2 separate regions of the Homo sapiens genome follow, and region 2 is linked to region 1. A link is an interaction called in ENCODE POLR2A ChIA-PET data of the cell type or tissue named here. Cell type or tissue: OCI-LY7. All regions are shown on one strand. Each heading gives the region's core, and the rest is flanking DNA. Links, peaks and the distances in the headings are about the cores only.

Region 1 (9,084 bases), core at 372-8,371:
ATGTGTTGTCGGATGGCTGCCCCTTAAAATATTAATGTTGTGGGATGTAGGATAACTAAGGATTTAAAGAGCTTAACCATCGTTGATCTATACTTTTAAAATTACACCACTGATAATACTTTAGATGTCCTGTTGAAAATGAAGTGGCAATATTCCAGAATTGCTCTAATTTTTCATATTCTCCAAGCAGGAAACACATTAAGGCTTTCATCTTTGGGGCAGCACAGGGTGCCATTTAGCAAAGTCAAATGAAACTTTTTAATGTAAATAATGGAATAGAAACATTCACTTATTAACGGAGTATCTGTGAACAAAAGATGTATTTGTTACAACTGATAAGGAATCTTATGTCTATGGGTGAAAAAGGTTATGTTTTAGTACCTTTGCAACCATCAGTACAATGTTTGTTTAAGATAAGAGCTGTTATATTAACTACACTTATTACAGGCAATAGTAAATAATTTTCAAATGAGAAACAAATAGTGAAAAGCAAAAGTGAAGTAAATAAAGTGAAAATAAAGTTAAAAAGTGAATTTTTTATTAATTTTTTTATTGTCTTTTAAAATATCATCTTATTGCTGGTTCTCCAAGAGAAATAATAATTAAATAAAATCTTTTGCTGATTTCCTTACAATATTACTTATCAGTTGATCTATTGGTCTATCTATTGTTTAATCAGTGTTTTTCCAATACTATATAAAACTCGTAGATGACACATAAAGTTTTTCCAAGGGTGTGTTTTTAGAAATCTAAAAATAATATTTAAAAAGCAATAAAATTGGCTTCATAAGTAGCATACTACATGCTAATTATTATCAAATTTGAATTATTTAATATAGGAATATTCATTTTGGTCTAAAATCTTATTTCATCAAAATAATTTTGGCAGGCAGAGTTAAATTTTTTAAATAGGTTTAAGATATAAATGTGTTTTTTAAACTTATTTGGAAATAATTTCAAATGTACAAAAAAACAAAAAGGAAGCTAGTACAAAAAGTGCCATATATTCCTTTATATACTAACATTTTATTCTGTTTGTTTTCTAATTGGATGTATATGTGTGTTTTATTAAACATTTGAGGGTAAGTAATATACTTCATGACTCTTCCTCCTAAGCGTCTCAGCTTATGTTGCTTACACATAGGGATAGCCTTACTTAACCACAATACAATAACTTAATATAATTATTAACTTCAGCAATTAACACTTTGATATGGTTTGGCTGTGTCCCCACCCAAATCTCATCTTGAATTGTAGCTCCCATAATTCCCACGTGTTGTGGGAGGGACCAGGTGGGAGATAATTGAATCACGGCAACAGGTTCCCCATGCTGTTCTCCTGGTAGTGAATAAGTCTCATGAGAGCTGATGGTTTTATAAGGGGAAACCCCTTTTGCTTGGTTCTCATTCTCTCTTTGCCTGCCACCACGTAAGACATGCCTTTCACCTTCTGCCATGACTGTGAGGCCTTCCCAGCCACATGGAACTGTAAGTCCACTAAGCCTCTTTTCATTTATAAATTACTCAGTGTTGGGTATGTCTTTATCAGCAGTGTGAAAACAGACTAACACACCCTTATTTAGTCAACCACCATGCTTCCAGTTTTCTCACATGACCCAATAATATCCATTATATTACTTTTCTCCGTTAGTACAGGATCCAGTCTAGATTCAGGAATTGTTTTTAATTGTTAAGCCTCATTAGCCTTCTTTAATCTGAAACATTTCTTTAGCCATCCTTTTTCTTTGATGACACTGGCACTTATAAATAATAAAGTCCTATATTCTAACAGAATATTCCTCATTTCATGTTTGCCTGACACACCTTCATGATTAGATTCAGGTTATGCATCCCCAGGTGGGGATACTGCATTGATGATGTTATCGCCTCTCAGGTGGTATTCAATGTTCATCTGCCCCTTACTAATGAAGTTAATTTGGGTCTCTAGCCAAGGTGTTTTCTGATTTCTTCACTGTGCAATTACTAATCTTCCCCCTGAATCTAGGATGAAGTCTAGGAAGAGACTCTTCAAGACCATGAAGATAATTCTGATCATATAAATGTAGTATTCACTGATGATTCTTTCCTCAGCAGATCTTTACTATGATGGCTGCAAAAGCCTGATTTTTCAACTCCAGCATTTCCTCAACATTTGTCAGTCAATCCTGAGCATGCTACTGTGATCAGTAGCCTCCCCTCTCCTGAGTTCCTTCCTTGTTTTATGTATCCATTTATGTATCTTTGTTTTATGTACCCATTATGTATCCATTCATCTATCAAATGATTATCAGGGTGCAGGAAGACATTTCATCGTGGTTTTTGTGGTTTATAATTCATCCCTGGACTTCATTATTTTGCTGCTCCAATTGCCCAGATTTGACCAGTAGCAGCCCCCTCAAGCTGGATCCTATGTCCCTGTAACATAGTCATCTCTCAGTATCCCTGGGGGATTTGTTCCAGGAGCCCTGAGGACACCAAACTCATGGATGCTCAAGTCCTTGGTACTACAAAATGGTGTAGTATTTGCATATAACCTGTGCACATCCTCCTGTCTATGCTAAATCAGGGGTCCCCAACCCCCATACCATGGACCAGAACTGGTCCGTGGCCTGTTAGGAACATGACTGCACAGCAGGAGGTGAGCTGCAGACCAGTAGGTGAAGCTGAGCTCTACCTCCTATTAGATCTGGCAACAGCATTAGATTCTCACAGGAGCGTGAACCCAATTGTGAACTGCGAGGGATCTAGGTGGCATGCTCCTTATGTGAAGCTAATGCTTGATGATCCATCAACTGTCTCCCATCACCCCCAGATGGGACCATCCAGGTTCAGGAAAACAAGCTCAGGGCCACCACTGATTCTACATTACAGTGAATATGTAGTAATAATAGAAATAAAGTGCACAATAAATGTAATGCACATGAATCTTTCTGAAAATACACCACCCCCACCCCCCACCAACCCTGGTCTGTGGAAAAATTGTCTTCCACAAAACTGGTCCCTGGTGCCAAAAAGGTTGGGGACCACTGCTCTAAATCACTTCTAGATTACTTATAATACCTAATACAATGTAAATGCTATGTAAGTAGTTGTTATATTGTATTGTTTAGGGTATAATAACAAGAAAAAAGCCTGTACATGTTCAACACAGATGCAACCATCCTTTTTTAAAATATATTTTCAATCCTCATTGGCTGAATTTGTGGATAGGGAACCCGCAGATATGGACAGAAGACTGTACTTCTTTTTGGCTTTTATCTGTTTGTTTTTAGTTCTTCCTTACCTTCTGGCACAATAAGATTTTCATTCCGGGTTCATCTTATACTTACTCTGTCTTCTCCTAGAGATCAGCCATTTCTCCAAAGAGCCCTGGTTTCTTGTGGAATAATATTAGACACCAATATCTGAGTGTTGGGTGTGCTCTCTAAACGTATTTGTAATAACTGATGAAAACTAGCTACTTTATGTCAAACAGTTGAATTCATTCTTTGACTAAATGAGATCTGGCTTAAGTGTGTAAGCAACACCTAGTTCTAGTTTATCTCATATATACTGAGATTTTATACAAATAGTAAAAATATTATAGAGCTTTTCTGAACCCCTAAAAAACTTTTAAAAATATGCTATACTTACACCATGATGGTACTCTTTAGTGGTACATAGAGGCCATCAGATATTTGAAGACATTTCTTTACATAGTTAAGATCAATTTAGCAAACCATTTTTTGAAAGAATAGGAGATTGGTATAACTCTTTTGGTGATGGAAAAATTATTTCACAGATGATGCCTCAATTTCCTATAAGGGTCCAACATTTCAAAAAAACCTGAAACTCCACATCCAAGACTGGGCAACAGGGTGAGACCCCGTCTCAAAAAAAAAAAAAAAAATCCAAATATCAGCTGGGTGTGGCAGTGCAAGCCTGTAGTTCTGGCTACTCTGTAGGCTGAGGTGTGAGGATTGCTTGAGCCTGGGAGGTTGAGGCTGTGTTGAGCCATGATGGCGCCACTGCACTCCAGCCGGGCAAGAGATTGAGACCCTGTCTCAAACAAAACAAAACAAACCCCACATCCACATGTCTACATATATCTACCTGAGTCTAACTTTTTAATGTTTTATCAACGCATGACATCAAATGTAAGAATTCGTGATATCCTCTCCAATGTGAGCTATTTAGCAGTAAGGCTTCATTACAGGTTGTTTCTCTTTCTTAGGGACACGCTCTCTGGGCACAATCATGGCTCACTGCAGCCTCAACCACCTGGGCTCAAGCCATCTCCCATCTCAGCCTCCTGAATAGTTGAGACTACAGGCACTCACCACCACATGCCTGGGTACTTTTTTTTTTTTTTAAGTAGAGATGAGGTCTCACTATGCTGCCCAGGCTGATCTCAAACTCCTAAGCTCAAGAGATCCTGTTGCCTTGGCTTCCCAAATTGCTGGGATTATAGGCATGGCCACCACACCCGGCCTAAATCAATTCTTTATTAAGCACTTAAGCTACTGAGTGGTATCATCAAAATAATAATCACAATGATAACAGCTAATATCTAAATAGTGCTTACTATATTCCAAGAACTCTTCTAATGTGTATCCTCAGCCAAATTTCAAGATTATCTGCAGAAACTACGTATTTCAATATTTAAAATATATATACATATATCAAGTGTAGGTGTACATTCAGGAGAGTTTTACCTCCATAATTCTGTTTCACTGATGAAATAACCTAGGCCCAAAATAGGAAGTGAAATAATCAAAACAAGTTTCTAAGAGCCCCATAAAGTGCACTAGTTTCTGCTTATGGAAGTGACCCAACTCAGAGGGAAATTAAGTGGGTTTTCTGCTGTGATCTCATTAGTACTTGGGGAAAACCTCCAGCTTGCAAACTACTGAATAAAATGCATATTTCTGCCTAGAACTTTCATCTAACTGATAGCTTATCTATTGAAACACATTACTTTCTAATACTATCCCATAACAAACATCCCACGTTAGAAAATATAAACCAATTATAAGCCAAAGATGGAAATCAGAGACATGAAATGGCTGGGGTTCTGCTTTTTTTTTTTCTTTTTTCTTTTTTTCTTTTTTCTTTTTTTTTTTTTTTTGAGTTGGAGTCTTGCTGTTGCCCAGGCTGGAGTGCAGTGGTGCAACCTCGGCTCGCTGCAACCTCTGCCTCCAGGGTTCAAGTTATTCTCCTACCTCAGCCTCCTGAGTAGCTAGGATTATAGGCATCCGACTATGCCCAGCTAATTTTTTTTTTGTATTTTTAGTAGAGACAGGGTTTCGCCATGTTGGCCAGGCTGGTCTTGAACTCCTGACCTCAAGTGATCCGCCCACCTCGGCCTCCCAAAGTGCTGGGATTACAGGCACTATTTCTTATTTTAGAGTACATGAGCCTGCTAGGTAAAGAAAGACCACCATTTCCTTTAGCTTTGTCCCCTTTGTCATCACTCTCCTGTAAGATAAATTTTCCTTCATGAGATTGTAGTACAAACACCCAATTAGAAAAACAGTCCTTTAGAATATCCATTTGTTCACTCATCCATTGATTCATTTTTTTTGAGTCAGGGTGTATTAGTCCATTCTTGCACTCCTATAAATAAATACCTGAGACTGGGTGATTTATAAAGAAAAGAAGTGTAATTGGCTCACCGTTCTGCAGGCTGTAGAGAAAGCATGGCAGCTTCTGCTTCTGGGGAGGCCTTGGCAAATTTACAATCATGATGGAAGGCAAAGAGGAAGCAGGCACATTTTACATGGCCAGAGCAGGAAGAAAAGGGGGGCAGGGGAGAGGCTACACACTTTTAAACAACCAGATCTCACGATATCTCACTATCACGAGAGCAGCACCGAGGGGATAGTGCTAAACCATTCATGAGAACTCCACCCCCATAATCCAATCACCTCCCACCAGGTCCCACGTCCAACACTGAGGATTACAATTTGACATGAGATTTGGTGGGGACATAGCTCCAAACCATATCATGGGATCTTGCTCTGTCACTCAGGCTGGAGTGCAGTGGTGTGATTATAGTTTGCTGCAGCCCTGACCTCCTGGGCTCAAGCAATTGACCTGCCTCAGCCTCCCAAGCAGCTATGACTACAAGTACATGCCACCATGCCCAGCTAATTTTGTAAACTTTTTTTTTTGTAGAGACAGGGTCTCACAATGTTGCCCAAGCTGGTCTCAAACTCCTGGCCTCAAGCATTCCTCCTGCCTTGGCCTCCCAAAGTGCTGGGATTACATGCATGAGCTGCCTCACCCAGCCTCAACTCTTTTATTCAACACCTACTATGTGTCATGCATTATTTCAAACATGGGAATACAGTAAGTTCCTGTCTTTATAGATCTAATATCCCAGTGCAATTGTAAAGACAGTCAGCCAAAAAAAAAAGAAAAGAAATTTAATGCCAGGTTTTTCAAAAGTGCATTAAGAAAAATTAAGCAGTATACGTATAATTATTTCTCTTATGAGTTTAATGTAAACTTCAGTTGCAACAGGAAAGACAGCAGTGAAGCCATGCCACTAATCTGCCTGCAAAGTAAAGGTGGTACATGGTTTTATGTCTCAGCCTCCCTTTCTGTAGTCTAATTTTAAATTATCATTTGCTGTGAGAAAGGAAACTTTTTGTATGTTTTATGGTTTCATTTGAATTGCAGGAGACCTGTGATATCACTTTTGAGAAAATTCTTTTTTTTTTTTTTAATTTGAGACAGGCTCTTGGTCTGTGGCCCAGGCTGGAGTTCAGCTCACTGCAACCTCTGTGTCCTGGGCTCAGGTGATCCTCCCACCTCAGCCTTCCGAGTAGCTGGGACTACAGGCATGCACCATCATGCCCAGCTAATTTTTCTTTTAGTAGAGATGGCGTTCTTCATGTTGCCCAGGCTGGTCTCAAACTCCTGGGCTCAAGCAAGGTGCCCACATCCACTTCCTAAAGTGTTGGGATTGCAGGTGTGAGCAATTGTGCCCAGCTGAGGAAATTCTTATTAATCAAATCTTTACTAAGGAGGAAGGTTAACCTATTCTGTTGTTATTTACTACCAATGCCTGGCATACCCAGAGAGCTTGCCAGGAGAAGTTAACTGCAGGAGAAGTTAACTGCATGAGTATAAATACACATCTTTTCTTTTAAATAAGTCTCAGTAGTCAGTGAGTAGATTTTCACTATCATAAAGTATTGTCTTTAGAGAGATAAAAATGCTACTGTCAGAAGACTTGTTCTCTCCTGTTGGGTGTTGCAAACAGATTTTCTTAATTATAGAACTGTCCTTTTTTTTTTGCTTTTATGAGGCTGCACTAAACTGTTTTAGATTTACTCTTACAATTAGTTTATTTTACAATAAGTTCACTGGACTCTTGTGACTCATCTTAATACTATACTTAATCCCAGATTTGAGATTTATTAGAGTCTCAGAGCCCTGAAATCAGCCAAGTCCCTCCCTCTGCCCAGACTCTCACACAGGGAGAATACTAAGGATAGGCCTAAAGTTGGATGGTTTGGATTTTCACAAAGAAAGATCTTTTGTTCTCCTCCAGGAACTAAACGAAACATGTCATTAGGCCAACTCTTGCAGTCAATGTCAAGGAGTCAAGCAGAGGCCGCTTAGCTGAAAAATAGGCAAGTTTTTGAAGGAAAGACATTTTTTTAGAAAACTGCCCTTGTTACATGTACTCTTAGATAATGATCATCTTAATTTTCCCTGTGTTTCCTATAATAATTTCATTTTTTCTCCTTGACTAATTCATTTATAGAAATGTAGTGATGACACACTACTTCAACTGTATTAATTATCTGACACACTTATTTATAAATCCATCTGCCTTTTTCCCCCATAATCGTTTATGCCCACCTTTAGGTTACACCCAAGGTTCTGAGGATTAGCAGTTATGCGTAACAGTGGATATGAAACTGATCCAGTAGTCCCATAGTTTTTTTATAAACATAAAAATTGACTCATATGATCTTAAAATTTGAAACTTAACATTTGTTTTATCTAAATTTCTTCCTCAGAAAACCAACCTTCAGGCCTCTTTTAAAAAAAGTGTCAAATAACTGAAACTCACGAGATCACCACATCAGATGCCGACCCTTCAATCGTCATGATTGCTTCCTTGCCCTTCAATAGTTCCTGTTTTCTTACACATTGTCACATTTCTTCCCTGCTATATGAGCCCCTAGTTTTAGTCCATCAGGGAGATGGATTTGAGACTGAGCTCCCAACTCCTCAGCTGCAGCGCCCAATTAAAGCCTTCTTCCTTGTCAGTAGTGTATTGTGTCAGTGATGGGCTTTCCATGCAATGAGCAGCAGCACCTAGACCAAATCCCTGGTGTTTCAGTAACAGATATGTAAATGGTCCCAGCCACACCTTCTGAGACTCACCATTATGGGCAGCAGTCCAGTGCTAACACAGTGCACTAGGTCTGATGGATCAGGGCCTGCTTTTGCTTCTGTTTTTCTGATTTCCAGTTTTGCTTACAACTCAGTGCCCCATAGAACTGAAGTTCTTCCAAGCCCTTACCAATTCCTGTCCTAGAATCTGGAGTCCTTTCCTAAATTTCTTTCCCTAAACTGGTGTTTGGATCTTTGCTGCCCATCGAATAGTAACACATTTAGGAAAACATTCAGAGAACTCAGGCAAATCTGGAAAATTTTATGATCACAGCATCGTACTGCTAAAATTAGCCTCATCGCCCACCCATGTTTGGTTTCTAATAATTTTATATTACTGGACTTTATAAAATTATAAAATCAAAACATCTAATGCAATTTTTACATTATTCACCAAATTCCTAATGAAATATTGTTTTTATACTCAAAGTGTTTTTCAAAAGATGTAATTAGAAAAGAAAGTGGTAATGATATCTGATATGGTTTGGCTCTGTTTCCCTACTCAAATTTCATCTCAAATTTTAATCCCTATGTGTCAGTAGAGGGGTCTGGTGAGAAGTGATTGAATCATGGAGACAGACTTCCCCCTTCCTGTTTTAATGATAGTGAGTGAGTTCTCATGAGATCTGGTTGTTTGAAAGTGTGTGGCACTTCCCCCTTCACTCTCCCTCTCTCCTGAAACCGTGTGAAG
Region 2 (9,084 bases), core at 619-8,618, 58 kb after region 1:
GAGTTCTTTTGTTTTTTGTGTTTTTTGGCCAGTTGATAACATGAAAGTTTAAGAGAGGAGGCCAAAGTATATAAAAAGTCTTAAACTCCTGCTTCTAATAAATGTCCAATATGTGTTGGCTCCTGGGTTGAGTGTTTATTAATGGGTCTGTACTAACTCTAAAACATTAAATAAGAATGGTATGTTCTGACCAGCCCTCAAAGTTCAGCCATTTCTAAAAGTTCAAAAAATCATTGTAAATATTTTTTAAATGAGGTACGAGATTGTACCTGTCTATGGCCAGTAACACAAGAAATCTAGGCTCATGCAGAGTTTTAGCATAGTTGACCCTCAGTATCAGTGGAGGGATTGGTAGGACCCTCAGTGCATACCAAATTCTTCAGGTGCTCAAGTCCCTTATGTAAAGTGGTGCAGTGTTTGCATGTAAATCTATACATGTCTTCTTGTATGCTTTAAGCTGTCTATATATTGCTTGAATAATCTGGTAAAATATCTTACATATTATTCATGTAGATTCAGTATAGTATTTGCGTGTGGCAAATTCAGGTTTGGCTTTTGGGGACTTCGTGAGATTTTTTTTCCTGAGTATTTTCAGTCTGTTTGTGGTTGGATGCAGGAACCACAGATACATAGGGCTAACTTAAGTAAGTGCCGACATAAATGCGTTAGTCATAGAGGTAAATAACAAAGACCTGAGTTTGGTAGTAAGTTCCCCGAAATGAAATGTTAGTATACTCCTAAGTGATTAGTAATTAGATCTCAGGTTGAATATACTAAATCCTTAATAACTGCATGTTTACTTTTAAGACCTAGATTTGTCAGTATATTAGTAGAGGTGAGCATGTACTAATTGTTCACACTTGTTTATAAAAGCATATATACTGTGAATTTTTAGTACGTTTAATGTTGACTTCAACTTACATAGACTGAAAAAGATTGAAAAAAAGCTTCGACGACATCAGTTCTGCACTTGTTGAGATGTACTGATCCAGATGGAATACCACACTGTTCAGCAGGTTGGGGTAACTAGATGAGACTAGTGAATGTTCCAAGAGTAGATGAAAATTGGGGTCCTGTAAGGTGGTGCTAGGAATTCTAAAGTGATTATGCATTTACCAAGAAAAGGTTCTTAACCAGTTGTCTTAAAATTATTAAGACGTAAAGACCTGGAATCTTAATCTAGCTGCACTATATTAGAGTCTTTGGGGCAGGATGCTGCGCAGACAAGTATTTTGAGAAATACCTGTTGATTTTGCTGTATATACTTAAGGATATATCTACTACCCTGAATTGTTGGAAATGCTGAGCCATAGGAATGCAGAAGAACATCAAAACACCTTAGAATTTATATGCAGGAAAGAGACCAGTAAACTATTTTTATGGTTCATGCAGTCATTACTCAGTTTTATAGCTGACTGACAAAATATGTGCCCCAACCCCACATTTATTTCTAAATCCACAGGCTTTTCCTTACTCTTCAATTTCAGTAACTTCCCTTTTTCTTCTCCAATGATACTTTGTTTTGGTAACAGCACCTAACAGGCCAGGTGTGTAGTTGTCTTTGTGCTATACCTGTATTTCCTTGGTTGGCTACTGTCACAGTGGCCACCATCATTCTGAACAAGTAAGGTGCACAAGGTACAAGCCATGTCTTTAGACATAGGTTATCGTCAGCATTTAGATTCTCCTCTAAGGCTTTCATCTAAAACTCCCTTGGTTTTGTGTTTAAAACTTAGTCCACAGTTTTCTAGTGTTACCCTCAGAATAATTGTCAAAATTGTACTTTCTAATACTCAAGATTGCATCTAAATTTCAAGTTAGAAAAGATGTTTATGCCATATTCTGAGTGTCTTGTGTTTATAACCTATGATTCTGCCCTTGACTGTACTTACGAATACTCCTTTTAAAATACGAAACTTGATTGAGACCCCAGCTCATTTACTGATGTCTTAATACAACTGCCTTTCCACTTAAGTGTTTTGGCTCCCCCAGTTCCTATCATTTATCCTCTCCAGGCAGACTTCCACTTCAGACTGCATTTGCTATTCCCTTAGTTTGGGAACTTCCCACTCCGGATACCTATGACTTAGTCTTGTTTCCTTGTAGTCCTTGTACACAGATGTCAGACTGGCTCTCCCTTAAACTGCATACTCTGTTCCTGTTCTCTGCATCATCATCCTGAATTAGTGGCATCACCTGGGATATTGGAAGTGCAGGTCCTTCCCACCCCCTTCCAAACCTGAATTGGGAGCTTCGTTTTTTAATCCCCCCAATTAATCTCTAAGATATAAGGCCTCCAAGGGCAAAGATTTGAAGATGTGTGGTTCATGGATGCTTATTCAACATCTAAAATGGTACCTGGTGTGTAGAAGGCACTGAATAGACTGAACAGGTAAGTGGAAATGCCCGTGGGTGAATGTTACTTCTAGGATGAGACGGTCTGAAAGAGAAAAGCAAAACAAGACTAGTATGGGGGCAAAGTGCATTATTGACGGTGTGGTAAAAAGTCATTAGAGCAACGTTGGTGGAGCAAGAAAACAGAGTAAGTAAAAAGGATTTGCTGTGTACAGTAATCCCAGCAAAAATGAAGGAAAGCCTAGAAGTGGGGGATCAAGAAAAAAACCAACTGATAGATGCTCCATTTGTGTGGATATGTAATGTTCATCTGTTGGAAGTAAATGTAAAACCCAGCTTCTAAATCTCAGAAAGCAACTGACAGCAGCAATAGGGTGAATGTGAAAGCACTGAACAAAGTAACAAAAGTGCTGAGAAGTTGTGCTTTGTGACAGATTAGTTTTCATGATGTTGCGTGGATGTGAGAAGGCTCTGCTAATAGGTATAGTCAGGTGTGTTTTTTTTTTCGGTTTGGTTTGTTCTCTGTATTACTTTGAAATTTAGACTATCAAGTACCAGAATACTATAGTTTTCTAACTCAGGTTCACTCCCTGCAGAAGGTTCAGGAGTACAAGAAGCCCTGCACTGAATCGTGGTGCCTCAATTAAATTTTGAGTTGTCCTTTTGGCTTCCTGAGACAAAACAACGTGTTAAACCAGTTACTTCGAGTGTGTGACATGAGAAGATGGATGATGATAAAGAGAAGTTGAGAAAGGCACCTCAGATTAATTTTAGGAAACAAATGTAAACTAAACTTGAATTCTATTCTCTTTGAGTCATGTAATACTTGGCTAATCGGTTGAGAAGCTTAAAGAACTATTTAAGAAGTCTTACAGTGTAATGTTTAGGACGGAGAATTCTGGGTTCAAGTACCAGTTTCCTCCATTAATAGCTTAGGCAACTTAAGTGTGTTGTCTTTCCCCAAAAATTGTAAGCTTAGGTAGGCTTTCCCATCTTGATCAAAAAGGTAGCTATCATGTTCACATCCAGCTGGAAAATAAACCTTTCCTCAACTTCAAAGTGAATTTTCAGCTCCACTCTGCCCACCTGAACTCGGTCTGAGGAACAAGATTACATTCAGGCTTGAGCTTTGTGTACCATCTCTGTTGACAGTACCACTGAAAGTCTGTTCCCTTCCTGAAGCACACAGGATACCTAGGCAGGTTGGTGGCATGGATAACTGAAAGATGAGAATACAATATTAACATTTGGGGGCACATAGATTTTAGTGAGGGTAGAGATGGAAGAGAGGAAGGGAGAGGATTTTCATTAAGTTGATAACTTGAGCACAAGTCTAAGGCAAACATTGTCAGGCCTCTGTTATTCAACCGCACTTGGCAAGGCTGATGCAGCTGCTGCTTATAGGTCTTGGCTAAAATATTACTTCCTCAAAGCCTTTTCTGACTGCCCTCCCCTATTCAGTTAATCTCTGCCATGTTTTATTCAAAGTACTTAACTACAATTTATAGTTATGTGTATTTGGATATTTTGTTATTTTGAATTCATTACATTACTGCTTTTAACAAATTGCCACAAACTTTTTTTGTTGTTTGAGACAGTCTTGCTCTGTCACCCAGGCTGGAGTTCAGTGACCCAATCAGCTCACTGCAACCTCTGCCTCCTGGGTTCAAGCGATTCTCCTGCCTCAGCCTCCCCAGTAGCTGGGATTACAGATATGCTTGCACCAGCACGCCTGGCTAATTTTTGTATTTTTAGTAGAGATGGGGTTTCACCATGTTGGCCAGGCTGGTCTCAAACTCCTGACCTTGTGATCTGCCCACCTCGGGCTCCCAAAGGCCGCAAACTTTTAATGGCTTGAAATCTTACAGTTCTGTAGGTCAGGAGTCTTGACACAGGTCCCACTAGGTTACAATTAAGGTGTCAGCAGGGCTGTATTAGTCCCTAGAGTCTTTAGGGGAGGCAAGGTTTTTTTTTTTTATCTTTTCAAGCTTCTGAAGACTCTGCCTTTGGCTCACGGTCTCTTACTCCATCTTCATATCTAGCAGCAGCAGGTGGCGTCTGCATCACACTGGACCCCTCTTACCTCCCTCTTTCACTTTTAAGGACCCTTGTGATTAATATTGAGCCCATCCAAATATTTAGAAATAATTTATTTTAAGGTCAGCTCATTGGCAGTCTTAATTCCCCTTGTAACATTTCACATTTGCAGGTTCTAGGATTAGGACTTGGATATTGTTGGAGGTCATTCTGCCTGTCTTAGGGAATTGTGTTGGTTTTGGACATGGTTATAGTTCCAGGCATACATAACTGCTTAGAGTTGTTTTCAGACAGCGTAAGTGAAATGAATGAGCTAAGGAAAATACTTAATCCAATAAAAAATAGAACATACTCGGGCTGTCTCAATGTTTTCCTACGGTATTTAAGTGCCAGTTTATGGAGGTTTTAAAGAAAAGATTTTCTCAGACGAGAAGAGCTTATAATATACTTCCTGCAAACATTCTAGAAAATGTAGGTCCTTATCAGTCAACCTTCAGAATGGGGAAACCACAAAATAAGTGAAATTTTGTTAACCTATCTAAGTAAACATTAAAGAGTTGCTTTTAGAAATGACACAATGTAAAGAGACCATCAGGGTCTAAAACCTCATTAGCCAGAACTGGAAAATGAGCTTTTAAATACAGGTAAAAAGTAAATAAGCAATTTATCCTCTACTTTGTTAGAGTACAGAAATAGTATTTCAAAGCAACCACTAGCAGAATAAAAGACTATACTTAACTTTGAAATCACCAGGAAAAAGGCTAGGAAAACAGCCCACAAAGCAAAAGACAAAAAGGAGGAGACAGAAATAAGAACATTTTTAATTAAAATTAAGCACAGAAAAATTTTAAGTAGTTTGTATTCAAGTCAGTTTTACTTAAATTTTATAACATGCAAGCCCTGGTTATTTTTAGTGATTGGAAATGTAGACAACTGGTGGTTTGCCCCTAGTCAATGGGAAGTCCTGGCCCTTGATACTCTGGCCCAGCAGTAAGAGCTTCTATTAAACCTCTGCTCCTTGAACAAGGAACAAATCTTACTTTGTATTCCCCAAAATGACTGCAAAGTAGGCATTCAATAGATAGCTGTTGAATGGATTGGAGATTTCTCCTAAACATCATGTTACAATTCAACTGTTCTTTGATGTACTGCAGTAGACATTTTCATGCCATTCTTAAATTTCTCAGTCTCCTGATGCCAAATTTTGTTTAGAGGTAGAGGCTGAAGGTTATGCTTGCTTTGGTGGAGAGTATAAAGACAATAGTATGTGTGTAGCGGGGAATGAGGCAGTGGATATAAAGAAAAGAAAAGGTTATTTGCACATCCATAAGTAATATGTAACGGTGGCAATGAATGGCTGGCTGGGGTGGGATAGTGGTTCTGGTCAGCTCCGGGAACTTTGTTGGTCGGTCATAGTGTGATAAAAGAGTTCAGAACAGATCTCAAATTAGGTTTTGTTTGTTTTTGTCTTTATAATTTAGGAAATTAGAAATGAGTCCTACCTCAGGACCGCAATCTGTCTTTTTCACTTTTTGGCTGTTATGTTCTTCACCAAATCACTCTTTGGGAAGTAAGCTGCAGAGTGAACTGATGGATGTCTATGAAAATAAACATGCATGACCCTGTAACAAAGCATGTGTGTCCTCAAGAAGATTGCAGGTGATTTTCAGATGAGTCTCATGTCTGCACAGTGAGAATTCATAAAATGAAGTGTTAACCAATACTCAGAAAGTGAGTTCAGAGGGGGAAATAACTGCTGCAGTACTGTGTGTGCTTGATACACATTATGACAGGTAGGTAATTAGAAGAGTCTTGTTACTGCATCTAGTTTAGCATACATAAATACAGTAATTAGGTTGTTTTTTTAAAAAAGCAATTTTGTCACAGAACGATCCTTAGTATGACGAATCCAATATTTAATATTTTTTCCACCCCAAAATGGAATGTACAGTTTAGTACCAAGTGAAACCATTCAGTCTTGGTTGATTGATATTACTATCAGAATAAATTATTGGTTTTTTTGTTTATATAGGAGTTGAGGCATTTCACTGCTGTAAAGTACTGTGCCTTCTTAAAATGATGATGGAATATTGGAATATCAAAGACCCTAAACACATTTTATTCATTTTAAAGACATGTAATCCTGCTGATATTTAAAGTCTAATATTTTAATCATAGGTCTGTCTCCAAAAGGATGTCATCTAAAAGCAATTTTCATATTTTGTATAGGGTTATTGCTTTGTATTGATTTGGTTTATAAAAAAGGGACAACAATCCATTTAGCAGTCATGTAATTCAATTTTAAATTATAGGTTTCTTAAAACACATCTGATTCTGGATAATGATAGGATCTAGGATATGGAAGTAGTGATGAGCCTTAAAATGAAAAAAGACTACTAATAAAGTGTTAAAGTTTGATAATTCAATGAGGTTACATTGCAGCAATTAAGCAGGCATGTTATATAATGCCTATTGTTGAGAATGAGTTAGCCATGACCTTTGCCCACTTTTAAAAAAATACAATGCTAAGCACAGAGCACATGCTACAAAGATGCTAAAGAAAATTATGAGATTAATGATTGGTTTTTACACATTAACCATGTTGTAACAGCCTAAGTGCTACTGACGCTGTTCTGTCTTAGACTCATCAAATAATTGGACCAAGTTTGAGGAAATCAATTTCTACTAAATAGTTAACCATAAGGTATATTTGTATTAGCAAACAAAATGCTTTCAAAATGTTCCACTTTTGAAACTGTTTGAGTCTTTTATGTTGACTCAATGACTTTGTTTACAAAGGGAAACTGAAGTGGAGTTAAGCAATTATCTGGCAAATTTGATCACTGTACACAATCACAGGGAATACAACAAATAATATTTTAGAAAAGTTGTTTGATGACATCACAGCTTCACTCCATAGATCTTTAGTAGTTTTGGGGTTTTTATTTTTTGAGGAATTGTTGGAATTGCAATAATGCATGTTTGCTTGCTTCCATTTTTTCCCCTCCCCCCCATATTTGTATCTCTAAATAATATGTACATGGTTAAGAATTTAGTAATTATTAACCCTATCTATTCTTACAACACTTTAAGAATTTGTAGACCTATCTAGGTAGTCAGAATACATTTTGAGTTTCAGTTGAATGTTTTACATTCATATGGAAAACTCAGGGGCAAAAGTAATTATTTTAAATAATGGCATACTTTGAAACAGTTGCTCAAGGCCAAGTTATTTTCTAGCAGATTTATTAAGTTACTGCCCCGTAAACTTAACTGCCTATTTATTGGTCTATATTCATAACAGTGTCTCTTATTTCCTAGTCACCTCAAATTAAAAGGAATTTGTAAGGTACTTATCTTGAAGCCATATTAGTTTGAGCATTAAATGTCTTTCAAATATTTTTTAATCTCATGAATCCATGCCCAAAGAACAGTAAGGATGTGTATGTAGCAATATATTTTTAAATATTACCTGAAGATTTTCCCCAGATACCTCCCTTTACCTCATGTCCTTTCTTCCATTTTTTCAGTTCTTATTCAGTCTCATAAAAGGAAGAAAAATAAGGAATTTGCTTGGCTTTTGGATTTCAACTGTTTCCCTTACTGGAAAATGAAAAACATGTGCATAAACAATACAGTAAATTTAAATGATTGCATAAGGATCTCTATATGCCTGAAAGTCATGCTTGAAAAGGCCTCCAGTTTGAACAAGAGACAACATAGCAGTGACATTCATGGCCTGATGTCCAAAGACCAGCATAGAAAAAAAAAAGCCATTACCCTTGCCCTGAATATGTGGGCTGAAATTCATTGTAACTGTGTACAGGAGATTAGAGACAGAAGGCAATAAGAAAGCACTGGAAGTGCTTGGTCCAGAATCATTTAATAGTGTATGGATTAGAAAAGGAGGTGGTAGTTAGATGGGATTAAGAAACCGTGTTTGTTGCTAACAAGAACCCTAAATTCTGCCACAATACAGTGAGAGGAGACCATGGTTTGATCCCTATTAACAGTAATAGTGGATACTGCTAAGAAAAACCCAGCTAATTATGCCGCCGCCTCCTCTGAATCACTGCTGTCCCTACTGGTTTAGTTCCTTAGCAGAAACAAAGTAGTAATAGACGAATAAATCTGCCCTGCTGCAGAAGTGCATTAGAGAACATGAAGGTAATTTTATTGGGTGAAAACCTGGAGAATGGTTTTTTTATAACCTTAAAAAATCTTATTGAGTGGCCTGAGTAATTTTGTTACGATTTACTCAGCCCTCCATCCTTCCTGTAGGACTTGTGAATGTCCTTGTTAACTATTTAAAGATGATAATGGTAGCTAACAATTTTGTCAAGCATTGAGTATTCATTTAATCCTAACTCCAGTCTGAGGTAATTGCTGTGATAATTATTCCCATTTTACAGATAAGGAAACTGAGGCAGAGAGAGATGTAGCGGACCAAGTTCACAAAGCTGATAAAACAGAGGAACCAGGATTTAAATCTAGGTAGTTTGGCTCTAGCACAAGTTCTCTTAACTGCTGTATTGCCTTTCAGTCCAGCTTATACATTTTGATAACTATGCTAACAAAATCCAAGGAAATAGCAACAAAATATTAACATTAGTTATCACTGAACAGAAAAATTTGGAGTTTTAGTATTTTGAGTTTATACCTTTCCCAAATGTTATAGAATAATCGCATTCC

The links. Peaks named below come from ENCODE experiments on the same cell type or tissue, not always from the same donor. Only the 100,000 strongest peaks of a DNase experiment are listed, where the experiment ranks them.
Region 2: POLR2A ChIA-PET joins it to region 1 with 27 read pairs; 9 of 35 experiments call an interaction of 5 or more read pairs at or near these places.

The regions. Positions count from the first base shown.
Region 1 is chr13:91,297,480-91,306,563 of GRCh38, forward strand. No RefSeq gene overlaps it. Among named protein-coding and RNA genes, the nearest start is that of MIR17HG, 46 kb to the right of the region's middle. In OCI-LY7, for the core only: no CTCF peak of the experiment used is centred there; a DNase peak (open chromatin) is centred at 4,792; H3K4me3 peaks cover 290 bases.
Region 2 is chr13:91,354,943-91,364,026 of GRCh38, forward strand. No RefSeq gene overlaps it. Among named protein-coding and RNA genes, the nearest start is that of MIR92A1, 8.2 kb to the left of the region's middle. RefSeq lists an enhancer at 3,490-3,539. In OCI-LY7, for the core only: no CTCF peak of the experiment used is centred there; DNase peaks (open chromatin) are centred at 2,599, 2,879, 3,729, 4,329 and 14 weaker places; H3K27ac peaks cover 3,457 bases.